2 separate regions of the Homo sapiens genome follow, and region 1 is linked to region 2. Evidence: read pairs that join two places in POLR2A ChIA-PET (ENCODE). Cell type or tissue: MCF 10A. All regions are shown on one strand. Links, peaks and the distances in the headings refer to the core of each region. The heading gives the core; the rest is flanking DNA.

Region 1 (10,498 bases), core at 1,537-9,536, 280 kb after region 2:
TCCAGATTAAGGGTGGGTCTGCCTTCCCCAGCCCACTGACTCAAATGTTAATTTCCTCTGGCAACCCCCTCACAGACACACCCAGGAGTAACACTTTGCATCCTTCAATCCAATCAAGTTGACACTCAGTATTAACCATCACAAGTCTACCCCTTGTCAACTTGAACCCATAAACATCTCCTGAGATCGTACATAATCTTCAAATAAAAACAATAATGTCATAATTACGCCTAACATGATACAACTGTCCTTTCCTATAACCGGAAACACACCAATCCCCAACCCAAATGCTATTACATAAAGTTAACAATACTTAAATGCTGATAGGAAGTCAATATAATCTTATGTCACATGCTAAAGGAAAAAGGAAATAAAATGAAGATATTTTCCTAGTACAAGTGTATACATGCACAAACATGTTTTTAACGAAAGAAGGAAATACTCATGACAATTACAGTCCCTGTTTCCACGTGGTCATAGCTGGTATTGATGACTACCTTCTACTACCCATTCCGTATTCCCTTTGCCTTCAGCAAGCACCTCAGCAGGTCGTGGTTGTTGTTGTTGTTGTTGTTGTTGTTGTTGTTTTCCTGGCGGAGTGACCCAAACCTTCATTCCTGAAGGGTCTGGGCCATTTGTAGTCCTGCCTGGATTGGGCTATTGTAGTTTCCCATTGACCTTAATCACAGAGCGTGGTAATACTAAGAAACGCCCTAATGGATCTCCTGTATTCCATGCACACTCTTTTTTACCTGCATCGTGGAGTAGTCGACTGATTTCATCTTGATAGTCTGAGTCAGTCACCTTAGCCAACACTGTAACTCCCTTCTTAGTCTGTTGCCTTAAAGGTAGGAGGAGCCCAAAGTGTCCAGGTGGCAATCTTAACTCAATGGCATTGTTGCTGTGTCTCCTGGTGGCACATTCCTCCCTCTGGAACTGAGACCTCTAGGCCAGCAGAACATAATGTCGCGGGAACAGGAAGTAAAAATGTTGCTAGGGGGTCACTAGGGATAATGATGAATGGTGCCACTTCCACTTCCACCTCTTGATTCCTGGACCCGTGAATCCTGGCTATGGGAGAAACTGCACCATGTATTGGACACAGATTCAGAGCATACACAGCCTTCTGGGGAACTTTGCCCCAGCCCTGCAAAGTATTGTCACCTAGTTGGTGTTGCAATTGTGACATCACAAGACCAATCCACCATTCTGTCAATCCAGCTGCTTCAGGATGATAGGGAGCATGGTAAGACCCATGAATTCCATGAGCATGAGCCCACTGCCACTCTTCTTTAGCCATAAAGTAAGTGCCTTGGTCAGAGGTAATGCTGTGTGGAATACCATCATGGTGGATAAGGCATTCCATGAGTCACAGATGGTAGTCTTGGCAGAAGCATTGTGTGCAGGATAGGCAAACCCATATCCGGAGTAACTGTCTATTCCAGTGAGGACAAACCTCTGCCCTTTTCATGATGGAAGAGGTCCAGTGTAATCAACCTGCCACCAGGTAGCTGGCTGATCACCCTGAGGAATGGTGCCATATCGAGGGCTGTGTTGGCTTCTGCTGCTGGCAAATTGAGCACTAAGCAGTGGCCATAGCCAGGTCAGCCTTGGTGAGTGGAAGTCCATGTTGCTGAGCCCATGAGTAACCTCCATCCCTGCCACTATGGCCACTTTGTTCATGGGCCCATTGAGCAAGAACAGGGGTGGCTGGGGAAAGAGGCTGAATGGTGTCCACAGAATGGCTCATCCTATCCACTTGATTATCAAAATCCTCCTCTGCTGAGGTCACCCGTTGGTGAGTACTCACATGGTATACAAATATCTTCACAGTTTTTGACCACTCAGAGAGGTCCATCCACATACCTCTTCCACAAATTTGTCACCAATTTTGCAATCATACTTCTTCTAAGTCCCTGACCATCCAGCCAAACCATTGGCTACAGTCCACGAATCAGTGTATAATCACACATCTGGCCATTCCTCCTTCCATGCAAAGTGCACAGCCAGGTGCACTGCTCGAAGTTCTGCCCACTGGGAAAGATTCCCTTCACCACTGTCCTTCAGGGATGTCCTAGAAAGGGGCTGTAGTGCTGCAGCTGTCCACTTTCGGGTGGTGCCTGCATATCATGCAGAACCGTCTGTGAACCAGGCCCTAGTCTTCTCTTCCTCTGTCAAGTGATCATAGGGAACTCCCCATGAGGCCATCAGTGCAGCCTGGGCATTTGAGCCACTTCCTCATGTAACTTATGCCTTCAGGAGTTGCATGAGCTCGATCACATATATACCACTTCCATTTGATGATGGAATGCTGCTGTGCACGACCCGCTTTATGGCTAGATGTGTCAGAAAGCACCCAGTTCATAATAGGCAGTTCAGGTTGCATGGTGACTTGATGACCCATGGTCAAACGTTCAGTTTCCACCAAAGCCCAGTAACAGGCCAAGAGCTGTCTCTCAAAAGGAGAGTAGTTGGCCAGGCGCAGTGGCTCATGCCTGTAATCCCAGCACTTTGGGAAGCCAAGGCGGGTAGATCACGAGGTCAGGAGTTCAAGACCAGCCTGACCAATATGGTGAAACCCGATCTCTACTAAAAATGCAAAAATTAGCCAAGTGTGGTGGCACACGCCTGTAGTCCCAACTACTCGGGAGGTTGAGGCAGAAGAATCATTTGAACCAGAGAGGTGACGTTGCAGTGAGCCAAGATCACGCCACTGCACTCCAGCCTGGGTGACAGACAGAGACTCCATCTCAAAAAGAAAAGGAGAGCAGTTATCTGCAGAAGAAGGCAGGGCCTTGCTCCAAAATCCTAGAGGCCTCCGCTGTGATTCACCTATGGGGGCCTGCCAAAGGCTCTAAACAGCATCCCTATCTGCCACTGACACCTCAAGCACCATTGGATCTGATGGGTCATATGGCCCAAGTGGCAGAGCAGCTTGCACAGCAGCCTGGACCTGTTGCAGAGCCTTCTCCTGTTCTGGACCCCACTCAAAACTGGCAGCCTTTTGAGTCACTCGATAAATGGGCCAGAGTAACACACCCAAAAGAGGAACGTGTTGCCTCCAAAATCCAAATAGGCCCACTAGGCGTTGTGCCTCTTTCTTGTTTGCAGGAGGGGCCAAACGCAGCAACTTATCCTTCATCTTAGAAGGAATATCTTGATAGGCCCCACACCACTGGACCTCTAAAAATTTTACTGAGGTAGAAGGTCCCTGAATTTTAGTCAGATTTATTTCCCATCCTCTAGCACACAAATGTCTCACCAATAAGTCCAGTGTGTTTGCTACTTCTTGCTCACTGGATCCAGTCAGCATAATGTCATCAATGTAATGGACCAGTGTAATATCTTGCGGAAGCAAAAAGCAATCAAGGTCTCTCCGAGTAAGATTATGACACAAAGCCAGAGAGTTGCTATACCCCTGAGGTAGGACAGTAAAGGTATATTGCTGGCCTTGCCAGCTGAAAGCAAATTACTTCTGGTGGGCCTTATGGACAAGAATGGAGAAAAAGGCATTTTCCAAGTCAGTGGCTCCAATCCACATACCAGGAGATGTGTTAATTTGCTCAAGCAATGAAACCACATCTGGTACAGCAGCTGCACTTGGAGTCACCACTTGGTTAAGCTTACAATAATCCACTGTCATTCTCCAGAATCCATCTGTCTTCTGCACAGGCCAAATGGGAGAGTTGAATGAGGATGTGGTGGGAATCACCACCCCTGCATCTTTCAAGTCCTTGATGGTGGCATTAATCTCTACAGTCCCTCCAGGGATGCAATATTGTTTTTAATTTACTATTTTTCTAGGTAAAGCCTGCTCTAATGGCTTCCATTTGGCCTTTCCCACCATAATAGCCCCCACCCTACCAGTCCAGAGCCAATGTGGGGGTTCTGCCAGCTGCTAAGTATGTCTGTGCCAATTATGCATTCTGGCACTGGGGAAATGACCACAGGAGAAGTCTGGGGACCCATTAGACTCACTGTAAGTCAGACCTGAGCTAAAACTCCATTAATTACCTGACCTCCACAAGCCACTACTTTAACTGGAGCACCACAACGACATTTTGGGTCCCCTGGAATCAGTGTCAGCTCAGAGCCAGTGTCCATTAGTCCCCAAAATGTCTGATCATTTCCCTTTCCCCATTACACAGTTACCCTGGTAAAAGGCTGGAGGTCCCCTTGGGGAAGGATGGGATAAAGATTCACTGCATAAATTGTCAGTAATATAGCGGGGTCCTTCCTCAAAGGGACCTGGCCTCCTCTTCATTCAAGGGGTTCTGGGTCTGTAAACTGGGTCAAGTCTGGAAATTGATTGAGGGGCCATGATTCTCTGTTTTCATAATTCAAATTAGTCTTTTGTCCATCCAACCTAGAAGTTTTCTGCTTGTGTAAATTAAGTAGGAATGCAGTAGGCTTCCTATCAATTTCACTTTTAGGAACAACGTGATTAATTAGCCAATGCCAGAGTTCTACACGAGTCAGACTATTCTGCTTGCTGCTTTGCCTCTGCTGTGCATTACTGTAGCTATGCCCACCTTGCCTTTGATGATTGAGTGTCGCCTTGCCTTTGATGATTGAGTGTTGCCACTTGGCTCCTGCTACCTTGGGATCCAATTATCTCCATTGTATTTAAATTTTGTAGTTGAGTGACTGTGGTTCCCACCGTTAGATCTGACATACAGAGAACAGCAATTACAGGGCTCTTCAAAGATGCAAGTGCTGGCCAAGTGCGGTGGCTCATGCCTATAATCTCAGCACTTTGGGAGGCCAAGGCAGGCAGATCACGGGGTCAGGAGATTGAGACCATCCTGGCTAACATGGTGAAACCCCGTCTCTACTAAAAATCTAAAAAATTAGCTGGGAGTGGTGGTGGGTGCCTGTAGTCCCAGCTACTTGGGAGGCTGAGGCAGGAGAATGGCGTGAACCCGGGAGGCAGAGCTTGCAGTGAGCCAAGATTGCGCCACTGCACTCTAGCCTGAGCGACACAGCAAGACTCCATCTCAAAAAAAAAAAAAAAGATGCAAGTGCTGCTCTCACAAATCTGTTTTGCAAGGCATTGGTCAAGGACTCTCCCAGCTGGGATGAGTAAGTCTAAAGTGACTAATCCACTCCACCATCCCAATCTCCCTAAGCCTTTGGATCCCTTCCTCTACATTAAACCAAGGGAGAGCAGGCATTTTCAGCTCACTCACAGTGCTCACAGTGGGCCATCTTTCAATCCATATTTCAGTTAACCAAGCAAATAAACTATTAGAACCTTTTTTAACTCCCCGAGCTGCAACATTAAATGCAGAGCTCCTACTTAATGGGCCCAAATCAATAAATTCAGCCTGATCTGACTCTATGTTCCATCTACCATTATCCCACACCATTAATATCCATTCCCATGCCTGTTATCCAGATTTCTATTTATATAAATTAGAAAACTCAAGCAGTTCTTTTCTAGTGTGGCACACCTCTTCATGGGTCACACTCTCAACCTCACCTCCAGGGGCCTGCCGGGATATTAGTCTAGTTACAGGTCTAGAAGCAAACAGAAGTGTTGGAGGTGGCTCCTGAGGAGAGTCAACATTATCTTGCCTGGCAGCTGCCTCATGGGAGGCCATCACCATTGCCTCAGGCAGCACAGGGTTTATCTCCTCAGACAAAGGTGGAAAGGCTGATGGCAGCATGGGTCAGGGAGGGGATGTTGCCGCTACTGGGGATAGGGAAGCTGTTTCTTCTGGCAAAAAAGGTTCATCAGGGTTTACAAACTCAGTGCCCCCAGCTTCATCAGGGTCCTCCCACACATCCCCATTCCAAGTTGCAGGGTCCCATTCTTTTCTAATCAATGCCCTCACTTTAACAGTAGACACCTGGTGAGGCTGTGCATGTATCTTTCATTGCAGGTCAGCGACTTGCATAAGAACTCGTGTCTGGTTCTCCATAATTTTAGTTCTTTATCTGTGGGAGATAAGACTCACACTCAGGGCAGTCTTAGCAGATTTGAGGTTCAGTATCTGCTTCTGAAGCCAGGAGATAGAATCCTTGAGTTCATCATTTTTTTTCATCACTTTGTCCACTGAACTTAGGAACAACCAACCAGCTTCACTATGTTCCTTGGTTCTCTACATAATACTCCATACAAATGTATTATGTACGGAGTCACTAAACTCCTTGCCTCTCACGAGCGATGAATCAGGAGTGTCAAATGCACGTATTTTGCATAACTCTCTAAACAGTTCACACCAAGAACTATCAGTGTTCTCCATCCTATTAGAAGTAAAGTCCTTAGTATTTTTTGGTCTAATCATATAAAGCAGAAGCCCCAAAATCAATGAAAGAACTCCATCCTTAATATTCTGTCCCTCTAGAACCACTCCTGGTACCAAAACCTGTATTAGTCAGGGCTCTCTGGAGGTACAGAATTAATGGAATACATATACATATAAAGGTGAGTTTATTATTAACTCACACAATCACAAGGTCCCACAATAAGCCGTCTGCAGGCTGAGGAGCAAGGAGTCGGTCCAAGTTCCAAAACTGAAGAACTTGGAGTCTGATGTTTAAGAGCAGGAAGCATCCAGCATGGGAGAAAGATGTAGGCTGGGAGGCTAGGCCAGTCTAACCTTTTCACGTTCTTCTGTTTGCTTTATATTCGCTGGCATCTGATTAGATGGTGCCCATCCAGATTAGGGGTAGGTCTGCCTTCCCCAGCCCACTAACTCCAATGTTAATGTCCTTTGGCAACACCCTCACAGATACACCCAGGATTAATACTTCGCATCCTTCAATCAAGTTGACACTCAGTATTAACCATCACACTAAGAGTGGTGGTGCATGTCTGCAATCCCAGGTACTTTGGAAGCTGAGGCGAGAGAGTTGCTTGAGCCCAGGAGTTGGAGGCTGCAGTGAGTTATGATTGTCTTACTGCACTCCAGCCAGGGTGACAGACCAAGACCCTGTCTCCAAATATATGTATGTTTATAATCAGTGAGAAAAGAGGTTAATAGATTCAGGGATTACCATTTGAATAATCTAAAAGGCAACTTCCAGCTATCACTGAAGTTTAAAAACTAAGTAGATTTCAAAAAAGAGTGAATGAGAAATGAATGAAACATGGAAAAGGATTAAAGATGGGTTATTTTTAATAAAAAGTACCCAAGGAATCCGGCCCCAATATGACAAATGTCCAAGCTATTTTGAGTGTTCTAACTAAAAAGAATTTTGGATAGCAAATTAGATTGTGAGAAGTTTAATGTGTTTTTTAAAAATTAACGCAATTTTAAGTGTACAGCAACTTCTCAGCAAAAATCAAAAAGGCTTTGACTGTTTTATTTTTTTCTGTTTAGAGTGCTATGCAAGGCCCTTTGAGGCATACTTACAACCAGCAATATTTTACTATAGCTGAATTTAATGATTTGAGAAACTTATAACATCACTGCTTATAATAAGCAGGTGAAACATAATTTGGGTTAGAGAGACAGGGATTTAGGTGCTTGGAGGTAGGAAGGCATATAAGGTCTGTTTAACCCTTTGACTTCTAGAATCAGGAAATTTTTTAAATTGTAAATTATAAAAACAGGCCAGGCACAGTGACTCATGCCTGTAATCCCAGCACTTTGGGAGGCTGAGGCGCATGGATCACTTGAGGTCAGCAGTTTGAGACCAGCCTGGCCAACATGGTGAAACCCTGTCTCTACAAAAAATAAAAAAATTAGCTGGGCATGGTGGCAGGCATCTGTAATCTGAGTTACTCGGGTGGCTGAGGCATGAGAATCACTTGAACCCAGGAGGCGGAGGTCGCAGTGAGCCGAGATCACAGTATTGCATTGCATTCCAGCCTAGGTGACACAGTGAGACTCCGTCTCAAAAAAAAAAAAATGTAAATTATAAAAACAAAAACTCAACAGATGACTAGGCTCTGCACATGTCTCTGAGGTAAATACTTGTAAAAAAAAAAATCCATATGTTTAGCCACAAATGGAAATCACATATGAAAGTAATAACTTGAAAAGTGATGTCACCCTCGTAAAATGTCTTCCAGATTTGTTTTTTATCTTTCCATCTTTAGCCTTCAGATTTTCCCATGGGGACAAGTGAGCATGCCATCAAGGTGTTCATTAAAAAAATGCAGATTATTTTATTAAGCAAATTAATGGAATGCCTAATGGAGATTTTTCAAAAGACTACCACATCCATACATAATCATCGTGTCTTGGTTTATTCATTATTGGAGACAGTGATTTAATATCAGGATCTTAGATTATTCATTTAGCAAATCTTTATTGAGCATTTACTGTATGCCATGTCTCACACTAGGTTTTATGCAAACAAAATTAAACAATAGCCGCAGCCTCAAAGTGCTCACATTCAATCTAGTCATGGAAATGAATAGGGAAATCAGTTACCATTAAACCGTGCCATGAGGGGTATGCTCCAGATGAGTGGGAGAAGCCCTGGGAATATGTCAGGAAGAGATATTTCAGTCACCAGGGCAGTGGTTCTCCACCATCTCACACAACACTCTGCCTTTTTCTTTCTTAATTGTGCTTAAAAAAAAAATATATATATATATATATATAAAAAATAATAAAATTGACAATCTTAACCATTTTTAAATGTATAGTTCAGAAAAGTATATTCACATTGTTGTGAAACATCTCTCCAGACTGTGTTCGTCTCACAAAACCAAAACTCTGTACACATTAAACAGCTCCCATTTCACCCTCCTCCAGTCCCTGACAACCACCATTCTACTTTTTGTTTCTATGAATTGGACTCCTTTAGTTACTGCATATAAGTGCAATCATACAGTATTTGTATTTTTTGTGACTGGCTCATTTCATTTAGTGTAATGTCCTCAAGGTTTACACATGCTGTAGCATGCGGTAGGACTTATTTCCCTTTAAGGGAAGTTTTCATAATTTAAATTTTTTTGTATGTATATACCACATTTTGTTTATCCATCTGTTGATGGGGCACACTCCACCTTTTTGAAACAAATTTATTGTAACTTCCCCCCTTTTACTATCTGAAATAAATTGACTTTTTTTTTTTTTTTTTTTTTTTGGAGATGGAGTCTCACTCTGTCACCCAGGCTGGAGTGAAGGAGTGAAGTGGCGCCATCTCGGCTCATTGCAACCTCCATCTCCTGGGTTCAAGCAATTCTCCTGCCTCAGCCTTGAGAGTAGCTGGGCGTGTGCCACCACGCCTGGCTATCTGAAATAAATTGATTGATATATCTATTTTGAAAAAATATATATAAATCTCTAAATAGAATATAAAATAAAAATAAAGGGAAATTGATATTAAAACAATTAAATGTATTTCAATTAATTACTGACTACACTAGAAGACAAATGAGGTAGTGATGCTTTCACCTACATGGTAGAGTTTCCATAAATGCAATAATTAAAAATGCATGTTGATATGAGAGTATTCAGTTAATTGAGTTAACTCAAATTCCATGAAAAGAGCTTCCATTAGTGATAATATTTCTCCAAAATGGTGAACAACCCTTGGTCATACTGTTCCAATCAAAACAAAAAATAACTTTCTAAAACAATAACATTCCTAAAAAATTTAACACCATCTAAAAAATATTTTATGTTTATATATTAGAAAAAGAGGTTCTAGGCTCAGGTTCTTAACAATTTTCACCTATATAAATGTCTGGAGGACATTCAAAAGTTGAACAAGGTGCAGGAAAATTCACTACATGTAAACTCACCAAGGCAAGATACCTAATATGTCTGACCCTGCCCATCAGCTGCCAATAATGCAGCCTTGTTATTGTGACATTAAAAACCACACACATACATCATATTACAAAAATGCCCCATAGGAGACAGTACCACTTTCAGTGAGATCCACTGGAAAACTGTATCAGGGGAAGACTTAAACTGAATTTCGAAGAACTTCTTGGAATTAGTCAAGTGTGTAGTAAGTGCTCAAAAATTTGTTGAATGAATGAATGAAGCCAGATTTTTTATTCCTATTGTATTTATTTCTTGAGAAATTATTGCAGTATCTAAATTTAAACTTTTATCATAAAAGTTGAAAAACTTGATTTGCATTTCTCTGATGGCCAGTGATGATGAGCATTTTTTCATGTGTTTCTTGGCTGCATAAATGTCTTCTTTTGAGAAGTGTCTGTTCATGTCCTTCGCCAACTTTTTGATGGGGTTGTTTGTTTTTTTCTTGTAAATTTGTTTGAGTTCATTGTAGATTCTGGATATTAGCCCTTTGTCCGATGAGTAGGTTGCGAAAATTTTCTCCCATTTTGTAGGTTGCCTGTTCACTCTGATGGTAGTTTCTTTTGCTGTGCAGAAGCTCTTTAGTTTAATTAGATCCCATTTGTCAATTTTGTCTTTTGTTGCCATTGCTTTTGGTGTTTTAGACATGAAGTCCTTGCCCATGCCTATGTCCTGAATAATAATGCCTAGGTTTTCTTCTAGGGTTTTTATGGTTTTAGGTCTAATGTTTAAGTCTTTAATCCATCTTGAATTGATTTTTGTAT
Region 2 (10,498 bases), core at 1,637-9,636:
TGATCCTGCCACCTCAGCCTCCTGTGTAGCTGGGACTATAGGCGCCTGCCATCACGCCTGATTTTTGTATTTTTTGTAGAGACGGGTTTTGGCCATGTTGCCCAGGCTGGTTTCAAACTCCCAAACTCAAGTGATCCACCTGCTTGAGCCTTGGGCCTCCCAAAGTGCTGGGATTACAGGCATGAGCCACCTCGCCCAGCATGTTGTTCTATCTGCTGTATCTTGTTGCATTCTGATTTAGATAGGTTTTTTGAAATTCAAATACGTAATCACTAGTCTTTTTACCAGAATGAATTCCAAAGTGGACTAATCTTGAATTATCCTAAGAGAGTGCCATGTGCTTTTAGAGTGGAGTGGGTTTCATGGTGGAATTTAAAAGGGAAATAGAATAGACAATGCATACAGATTCCCAGCTCATTATAAGGTGGATTTTATATTTTGTCATTATTTTTCATGCAAGTGCAAGTAACAAAGCCTAAAAGCACATTCCTGGCCCTGGGCTGCCACGTATTTAAGAATAACTTTTGTTTTAAATTGTCTCTACCTCTGTTCAGTGATGCTGTATGGAAAATGAAAACTGTAGTTCAGTCAGTGGATTTGACTTACCTGTGGGTGAAAAAGATTCTTATGACATCAGATAAAGTCACTGCCTTAATCTCATAGTCTTGAGAAAAGTATTTTCTTTTAAAATCAATGTAGGAATGAAAATTCCACTTATGACTGCTAATTTGCTTCTGTTTCACTAGAAAGCACTTTGATATTAGAAATCATTGTCTGTGCATCTCCCACACGCTTTAGTACAGGGCCTCATTAAACATTTATTACATGAGAAGAGGAATAATTTGGAATAATAATTCCTTTATACTGCAAATAAGCATGGTGATCATTCAGAATTATCTAGGATGTCCAAACAAGTATTACCGCAAAATTTTTTTTTTTTTTGAGATGGAGTTTCACTCTTGTTGCCCAGGCTGGAGTGCAATGGCAAGATCTTGGCTCACTGCAACCTCCGTTTCCTGGGTTCAAGCAATTCTCCTGCCTCAGACTCATGAGTAGCTGGGAGTACAGGCACCCGCCACCATGCCCGGCTAATTTTTTGTATTTTTAGGAGACACGGGGTTTCACCATGTTGGCCAGGCTGGTCTCGAACTCCTGACATCAGGTGATCCACCCACCTCGGCCTCCCAAAGTGCTGGGATTACAGGTGTGAGCCACCGCACCCGGCCTATTACCACAAAATTTTAAGTTGAATTCAAATGGTTTATAATTTCTTTAGAAAGTCACTCAGCTGGAAACATTCTAAATGTCCAACAGTGGGGAATGGTTAACTAAATTCCACTGGTAAATTGTTAACTAACTGTATACATGCAATGTTATGCAGTCTTTACCACTGGTTTTTGAAGAACATTTTATGATGTGGTTAATTGTTTTTATAATAATTGAAGAAAGACTGTAAAATGGAAGGTGAAATAATAATTAAAGATAATCATAACCAGAGCTAACAGTATTGAGCACCTACAGTGAGCCAGTCACCATTGCTTTGCATGGGCACCATGAGGGATACACTGAGTTGTGTATGTGCAAAACAAGCTGCAATGCACGGGAGGAGGAATTTCTGCTTAACTTTCCTATTTAGTATAGTTAGTACTTTCTGTGTCTTTGGGCCACAGTATACCTGGCCTTTGGTAAATTTTCAGGCTAAATGTAAGAATCTGACTTTCAACTCCACCCTCCTTGAGTACAGGAGTGGGCAAGGTAAATCCAAGCAAAGCTTAGCCTCTGGATTGAACCTCTGATAATCAGATTTGTCCATGGGACAACCAAATTTCTCATTTGTTTACAACTCATTTATATACTTTGGTTTTTCCTTGCTTTGAGCTTAGTTGGCATGTGTGTTTGGGAGAGCAAGCTTGCTTCTTTGCTTGCTTGCTTTGTGAAATATACATACAAACAGGTACAGAAAATGATTATTTACAGTTTAAAGAATAGTAGCTTTGAATACTTCAGTGCTAGCCACCCAGGTTAAGAAAGAAACATTACCAGTGCCTTAGAAACCCCCATGGAATGTCCCTTTCCTAGCAAATCTCCCTTCATTCCCACTGCCACTCTTAGTATTAATAATTCCTTTGTTTTCTGTAAAGCTTTACTGTCATTTTGTAGCTTTCTTTATAGTTTTGATTAGGATGCATTCATATATCAAGAATATAGGGCCATTTGAACACTTTCTGAATTTTTAATAATATTGATGAATTGGTGTAAATTTTAAAAATTGGAATAGTAGTGTTTTGGCATGTATAACAAATCTTTATCTTTTAAAGATACATGCTGAGTAATAATGGATGAAATTAGGACATCTGGGATTTTCTTGAAAGTAATCTTGGGGAGGGAAGAAATACGTAGGGATACAGATAAAATACAAAATGAATTGATAATCCGTGGGTGCACGAGGTTAATTATATTATTCTCTTTATTTTTGCATATGCTTGAAATTTTCCCTAATAAAAAATTAATAATATGTATTCTTATGACTTCAATTTTATACTCAATATTATTATGTTAAGATTAATCTACCTTAATGTATGCAACTATAATTTCACTGCCACACTGTGTGCTTTCTCTGGTGCATAATATTCCAGTGCATAAAAAATACTACAAGCTATTGATTCATTCTATATGACATTTGAATTATTTATAGTTTTTTTGCTATCATGAATAGTAATAGTGTATAAAATGCTGTAGGTGTCTCCTGATGTATACGTACAAGAAGAGTTTCTCTAGGTGTACTTGCTGGGTCACTGGGAATGTGCATGTTCATCTTTACCAGGTAATGTCAAACCTTTCTCTTATTAGCAGGGGAGGAGAGTTCCACAGCCTGAAAAACACTTAGCATTGAGCAATGTGCTAGTTAAAGAAGAGGCTAAGCTGTTATAATAAAGAGAACCCCCCAAACAGTGACTTTAAACTAGAGAGATTTTTTTCTTTCTCGGGTAACAGACTGGAGATGTCCAATCCAGGCCAGCAGGACATCTTTGCCCCATTATTAAGTTTCCTTCCATCTTGTGGTTCTGCCATTACCTAGATAAATGAACTTGTCTACTCTTTGAAACCAGATTTTAAGTATTTCAGTGTTTCAGCTTGTAGGAAGGAAAATCAGCCTTAAGGAGCACATGTCCACGGTTTTCAAACCCAGCCCTTACTAGTACACATAATTTCCACTTACTTAACCAGTGGGAACTTAGTTACATGGCCACATCTTGCTGCAAGGGAAGCTGGGAAATATAGTCTCTCTGGATGGCCCTGTTTCTAATTATAACTTGATGGTCACAGCATGAAAGAAGAGATTTTGGTGAACAAGCAGCAGTCAACATGAAAAATGGTGTTTTTTTTTTTTTTTTTTTTTTTTTTTTTTTTGAGGGAGAGTCTCACTCTATCAGCCAGGCTAGGGTGCAGTGGCACCATCTCTATGGCTCACTGCAACCTCCACCTCCCAAGTTCAGGCAATTCTCATGCCTCAGCTTCCCAAGTAGGGACTACAGGCGTGCACCACCACACCCGGCTGATTTTTGTATTTTTTAGTAGAGACGGAGTTCCACCATGTTGCCCAGGCTGGTCTTGAACTCCTGGGCTCAAGTGATTGCCCTCCTTGGCCTTCCAAAGTGCTGGGATTACAGGCGTGAGCCACCATGCCCAGCCAGAATTATTTTCTCTTCCTTTTTATTTTTAATTTTTGTGGGTACACAGTAGGTGTGTATATCTTATTGATTTGTGAGTTTTGTTTTGTTTTAGTATGTTCGTGATGTTAGTCTCTTGCCAGTTATATCTGTTGCAAATATCTGCTCCCAGTCTGTAGCTTGTGTTTTCACTTTTAAAAAGATCCTCTAGGCTGGGCTTGGTGGCTCATGCCTGTAATCCCAGCACTTTGGGAAGCTGAGGCAGGTGGATCACCTGAGGTCAGGAATTTGAGATCAGCCTGGCCAACATGGCGAAACGCCATCTCTACTAAAAATACAAAAATTAGCTGGGCATGGTGGCAGGCGCTGGTAATCCCAGCTCCTTGGGAGGCTGAGGCAGGAGAATCATCTCAACCCAGGAGGTGGGGATGAGCCAAGATCGCACCATTGCACTCCAGCCTGGGCAACAAGAGCGAAACTCCGTCTCTAAATAAATAAATAAATAAATAAATAAATAAATAAATAAATAAAAAGATCCTCTTAATAAATAGAAGTTGTTCATTTTTAATCTGTTCACATGTATCAATTATTTATATTTGGTGTTTAAATAATCCTTCCCCACTCTAAAGTCAGGAAGATACCTGTCTGTGTCATCTTCTAAATGTTGTAAAATTTTGCTTTCGGCGTATGTTTTTAATTCATCTGAAGTTTTTTATTTTGTGTGAGCTAGGAATTTTGTTAAAGTTCTTTTCATTTAAATGACCTTTCTTGGGTTCCATGTGCTAATAGTCTTTTTGAAGAAATGATATGCTAGCTGCTTCTGTTTTGATGAAAGTTTCACATACGCAAAACTCTATTTTTGGACACTCTATTGTGTTCCGTTGGTTAATTTATTCTTGCACCAATACCAATCACACTATCTTAACTACTATAGCTTTGTAATAAGTCTTTATGTCTGGTAAGCTAAATCTTCCTTCTGTCTTCTTTTTCAGAAGTATCTTCTGATCTTGCTCCTTTCTCTTCCAAGTAAATTTTAGAATTAGTTGGCCTTCCATTGAAAACACATTGGCATTTTGATTGGAATTGCGTGAAATTATAAATCAGTTAGGGAAGAATTGGCATCTATATATTAGTTCTTCCTACCTGTGAATATGAGTATTCCTCCATTTATTTAGTTGTTTTAAAATATCTTTGTGTAAAGTTTTATGCTTTTGATATTTTTGTTTAGATTTATATCAGGATGCTATTTTTATGACTAATGTTCATGAGATCTCTTTCAAGAGTGTTTTCTACTTTCTATTATGCAGAAATGCAATTTACTGCTTTTTTTTTTTTTGAGATGGAGTTTCGCTTACCCAGGCTGGAGTGCACTGGCGTGATCTCGGCCCACTGCAACCTCCGCCTCCTGGGTTCAAGCGATTCTCTTGCCTCAGCCTCCCAAGTAGCTAAGATTACAGGCATGCTCCACCACGCCCAGCTAATTTTGTATTTTTAGTAGAGATGGGATTTCTCCATGTTGGCCAGGCTGGTCTCGAACTCCCGACCTCAGATGATTCACCCACCTTGGCCTCCCAAAGTGCTGGGATTACAGGTGTGAGCCACCACACCTGGTCTGCAATTTACTTTTTTTTTTTGAGACGAAGTCTTGCTCTGTCACCCAGGCTGGAGTGCAGTGGCATGGTCTCGGCTCACTGCAACCTCCGCCTCCCATGTTTAAGCAATTCTCCTGCCTCAGCCTCCAAAGTAGCTGGTATTACAGGTGTGCACCACCATACCTGGCAACTTTTTTTGTATTTTTAGTAAAGACAGGGTTTCACCATGTTGGCCAGGCTGATCTCAAACTCCAGACATCAAGTGATCCACCCGCCTTGGCCTCCCAAAGTGCTGGGATTACAGGCATGAGCCACCGTGCCTGGCTGCAGTTTACTTTTACATAGCCACTTTGCTAGTCTGCTATTTCAAAGAATTTTTTCCCTTGTTTGGTAAAAAAAACACTCATTATTTATAAATAAAGATGATTTTATTTTCTCATTTATAAGCCCTATGGATTTATTTTTCTTATATTTTTGCCCTAGGCAGAATTTCCAGTACAAAATTAGTGAAAGTGCCAACCTTGGCATTCTTGTTTTCCATTGAGAAAGGAATGCTTTCAGGCCCCTCCTCCCTTGAAGAATGATGGTTGTTTTCAGTTTATTATAGATACTCTTTAATAGGTAAAGTGCAAATCTTTTGTATTCTTTGCTTACTTGAAGTTTTAATCATTAATAGGTGGTTGAATGTTACCTTCTTTTTCTTTTTGAATCTGTTGATATTATGTTTTTTCTTCTTTACTCTGTTAATGTGATGAGTAATATTTATAGATTTCCTAATATTTAACCTTCTTTGCATTAAGGCTATCTTCGTTGTATTTTGTGTGTGGTGTGTGTGTGTGTGTGTGTGTCTGTCTGTCTGTATACACCGTTGGATTCAGTTTGCTAATATCTAGTATTTTTGTCTTTAAATTCTTGGGAAAAAAACAGACCTATGATTTTACTTTTTAATAATGTCGCTGTCTATGTTTTTTTTTTGGAGGGGAGGGTGGGGAGATGGGGCTTCACTTTGCTGCCCAGGCTGGTCTTGAATTCCTGGACTCAGAGAATTCCTGGGCTCAAACAATCCTCCTGCCTCGGCCTTTCAAAGTGCTGGGATTACAGGCATAGAGCCATCAAGCCTGACCACGAATCTGTTATACTAGCCTCACAGCGTGAGTGAGGCTATTTTGTGGAAGATTTTGAAACTTTGAAATATTTCTTTCATTGAGAGTTCAGTAGAACTGTTTATCTGAGTCTAATTAGTTTCCTTGTATGAATAATTTTTAAACTGCTAATCAGTAGTTAATCATTTTATTAGTTACAGGATTATTTGTGCTGTGTATTTCTTCTCATGTCAGTTTTGATAAATTATACTTTTCTTTTTTTGAGATGGAGTTTCGCTCTTGTTGCCAGGCTGGAGTGCAATGGCGCAATCTGCTCACTACAACCTCTGCCTCCTGGGTTCAAGCGATTCTCCTGCCTCAACCTCCCAAGTAGCTGGGTTTACGGGTGCGTGCCACCATGCCCAGCTAATTTTTGTATTTTTAGTAGAGACAGGGTTTTGCCATGTTGGCCTGGCTGGTCTGGAACTCCTGACCTCAGGTGATCCACCCGCCTCGGCCTCCCAAAGTGCTGGGATTACAGGCGTGAGCCACTGTGCCTGGCCGATAAATTATATTTTTCTAGAAATGTATTCATTCTGTATAAGATTTAAAATGTATTGAAATAATACTGATGATAGTATTCTCTTATTTTAAAAACATAGGCTGATCTGTAATGAATTAAAAATATATTATTTAAAAATATTTATTTTTGCCTTTTCTTGCTGAATCTTAAAGTAGTTTGTCTTTTTTGAGACGAGGTCTTACTCTGTCATCCAGGCTGGCATTCAGTGGCTCATTGCAACCGCCACCTCCCAGTTCAAGTGATTTTGGTGCCTCAGCCTCCCAAGTAGCTGGGATTACAGGTATGCACCACCATGCCTGGCTCCTGGCTAATTTTTGTATAATTAGTAGAGATGGGGTTTCACCATGTTGAACAGGCTGGTCTTGAACTCGTGGCCTCAAATGATACACTCGCCTCAGCCTCCTAAAGTGCTGGGATTACAGGTGTGAACCTCTGCACCTGGCTAGTTTATCTGTTTCTGTTGGTTTTTCTTCTCTGTTTTGTGAATTTCTGCTCTTATCTTTACTATCATCGTTTTCATTTTCATTGAATTTATTGTTCTTTACCTATTTTCTTAAGTTGAACACATAGCTCATTCTTTTTTATCCTTATTTTCTAATATAAGCACTTAAGATAATACAGTTATTTTCTATAATATAAACGCTATTACTAATATAAGTATTTAGAATGTAAGCATCTTTTAAAATGTAACACTTCTAACATAAACACCTTTTCCTCTTTTTAACATCAGCATGAAATGGAATACAATTCCTTTTCTAATATAATCATTCTTTCTAATATGACTGTTTCTTCTAATGTAAGCGTTAACCCTAAGAAAGGCATCTTTTCTTCCCTAATAAATATTCATGATAATTTTCCTTAAACTACTACCTTTGCTGCATCTCACTAGTTTTGATATGTAAAGAATTAAGTTCTAAAAATGTTTTAATTTTCATAATAATTTCTTCTTTGACTCATGAGGTGTGTGTGTGTAAATATATGGTATTTCCTTTTATTTTTCTGGGATGGGGTCTAACTGTGCTGCCCAGGCTAAAGTGCAGTGGCGTGATCTTGGTTCACTGCAACCTCTGCCTCCTGGGCTCAAGCAGTCCTCCCACCTCAGCCTCCTGAGTAGGTCGCTGGGACCACAAGCATGCACCACCACACCTGGCTAATTTTTTGTATTTTTGGTAGAGACAGGGTTTCACCATGTTGCTCAGGCTTGTCTCAAACTCCTGAGCTCAAGCAATTTGCCTGCCTTGGACTCCCAAAGTGCTGGGATTACAGGTGTGAGCCACCATGCCCAGCCTGGTATTTACATTTTTTAAACAGATACATAAGACTATTTTATTTTTTCCTTTTAATATAATTACATTATGAACTGAGAGTAATAGTGTTTGAAATTAGTTGGAGGTTGTTTCCCCTTTTTCTGTTTTCTGCAGGAGTTCATGTTAGATTGGAATTATCTGACTCTTAAATGTTTAGTAGAACTCATCTGCAAAGTCATCTGGGTCTCACATTTTCATCAAGGAGAAAAAAATCTCATTGTGTTCAAATTTTCTGATTAACTGACATAAAATTGTTTACAGCATCCTTTTATCGTCTTAATCTCTGCATTATTTTCAATTAGGCCTCTTTTCTGTTAATAACAAATGTCTGTGTATATATTCTCTCTTTTTTCATTGATTGACTTGCCAGAAGTATGTTTATTAGTCTTTTCAAAGAACTAGGTTTTTGCTTTATTGATTTACTGTATTGTATTTTCTGTTTCATTAGTTTATCCTATTATACTCTTCCTTTTTCTTCATTTCTCTCTTTCTTGCCCTCTTTTTTTTTTTTAAAGAGAAAGGGTCTCGCTTTGTTGCCCAGACTGGAGTGCAGTGCTTTTCACAGGTGTAATCATTGTGCATTATAGCCTGGAACTCCTGGGCTCAAGTAATGCTCTCACTTCAGCCTCTTGAGTAACTGGGAGTGCAGGCGCAGACCGCCAAGCCTGGCCCTTTTACTTTTCTCATGGGTCTTTATTTGCTGAACCTTTTTAAGGTTTGTATTTATTTTCTCAGTTATTATTTTTAAAGTTTTTTATTTAATTTCTCAGTTATTATTTTTCTTTTCTGATATAAAAATAAAAGGTTGTAAAATTTCCTCTAAGTACTGCTTTACCTGCATTCTGTAATTTTTTTTTTTTTTTAATAGAGACAGGGATTCACTATGTTACCAAGGCTGGTCTTGAACTCCTGAGCTCAAGCAATCTGCCCAGCTTAGCCTCACAAAGGGATGGTAGGCATATATATATATATATTTTTTTTTTTTTTTGAGGCAAAGTCTTGCTCTGTTGCCCAGGCTGGAGTGCAGTGGCACATTCTCAGCTTACTGCAACCTCCGCCTCCCAGGATCAAGCGATTCTCATACCTCAACCTCTGGAGTAGCTAGGATTATAGGCACCCACCACCATACCCACCAATTTTAGTATTTTCAGTAGAGACAGGGTTTCACCATGTTAGCCAGGCTGGCCTTGAACTCCTGACCTCAAGTGATCTGCCTGCCTCTGCCTCCCAAAGTGCTAGGAATACAGGCATGAACCACTGCACCCAGCCAGGCATAAATTTTTATATGTAGTGTTTTTATCTTTCAGCTCTGTGTATTTTCTAATTTCCATGATTATTATTTCTGTGACTCATGACCTGTTTAAAAATATGTTTTAGGCCAGGAGTGGTGGCTTATTCCGTAATCCCAACACTTTGGGAGGCTGAGATGGGTCAATTGCTTGAGTCCAGGAATTTGAAACCAGCCTGGGCAACATAGTGAGGCACTGTCTCTATAAAAAATTTAAAAATTGGCCTGGCGCAGTGGCTCACGCCTGTAATCCCAGCACTTTGGGAGGATGAGGTGGGTGGATCACCTGAGGTCAGGAGTTTGAGACCAGCCTGGCCGACATGGTAAACCCCGTCTCTGCTAATAACACAAAAATTAGCCAGGTGTGGTGGCGCATGCCTGTAATCCCAGCTACTCAGGAGGCTGAGGCAGGAGAACTGCTTGAACCCAGGAGGAGGAGGTTGCAGTGAGCCGAGATCACGCCACTGCATTCTAGTCTGGGCGATGAGTGAAACTCCATCTCAAAAAAAATTTATACACACACACCTCATGAGTCAAAGAAGAAATTATTATGAAAATTAAAACATTTTTAGAACTTAATTCTTTACATATCAAAACTAGTGAGATGCAGCAAAGGTAGTAGTTTAAGGAAAATTATCCCTTGTGATTCTTTCCTACTCCAAGGCTGGCTGTGGAGACCTATGACACTAGGCCCTGCGGGGGAGGTGCCACCCTGCAGGCTTTTTGGTGTCACAGCCAACTTGGCACAAGACGAGCATTTACAAACATTCCAGCAGTTCTTAAAGCATTAGATGTCACAGTTACTGGACTGTCATTTCTGACTCCCTTCTCAGTTGGTCTGTGGAAGACATGGACTTTTGCCCTTGACTTTTATTATTCTGAAGGTGCGGCTTATGCAAACAGCTCCTTCTCACAGACCTCCAGCAACTAAGATAGAACAAAGGTGTCTGCTTATCTTAAGTCAGACCTTTTTCA

What was found. Peaks named below come from ENCODE experiments on the same cell type or tissue, not always from the same donor. Only the 100,000 strongest peaks of a DNase experiment are listed, where the experiment ranks them.
Region 1: POLR2A ChIA-PET joins it to region 2 with 7 read pairs; 3 of 35 experiments call an interaction of 5 or more read pairs at or near these places.

The regions. Positions count from the first base shown.
Region 1 is chr12:64,129,422-64,139,919 of GRCh38, forward strand. The region is part of intron 21 of SRGAP1 (SLIT-ROBO Rho GTPase activating protein 1); the gene reads left to right. LOC105369798 (a long non-coding RNA gene) reads right to left here and starts at 1,311. Exons shown (of 2, transcript XR_945018.2): 1 at 753-1,311. In MCF 10A, for the core only: no CTCF peak of the experiment used is centred there; a DNase peak (open chromatin) is centred at 5,050.
Region 2 is chr12:63,852,095-63,862,592 of GRCh38, forward strand. The region is part of intron 1 of SRGAP1 (SLIT-ROBO Rho GTPase activating protein 1); the gene reads left to right. Among named protein-coding and RNA genes, the nearest start is that of SRGAP1, 13 kb to the left of the region's middle. In MCF 10A, for the core only: no CTCF peak of the experiment used is centred there; no DNase peak of the experiment used is centred there.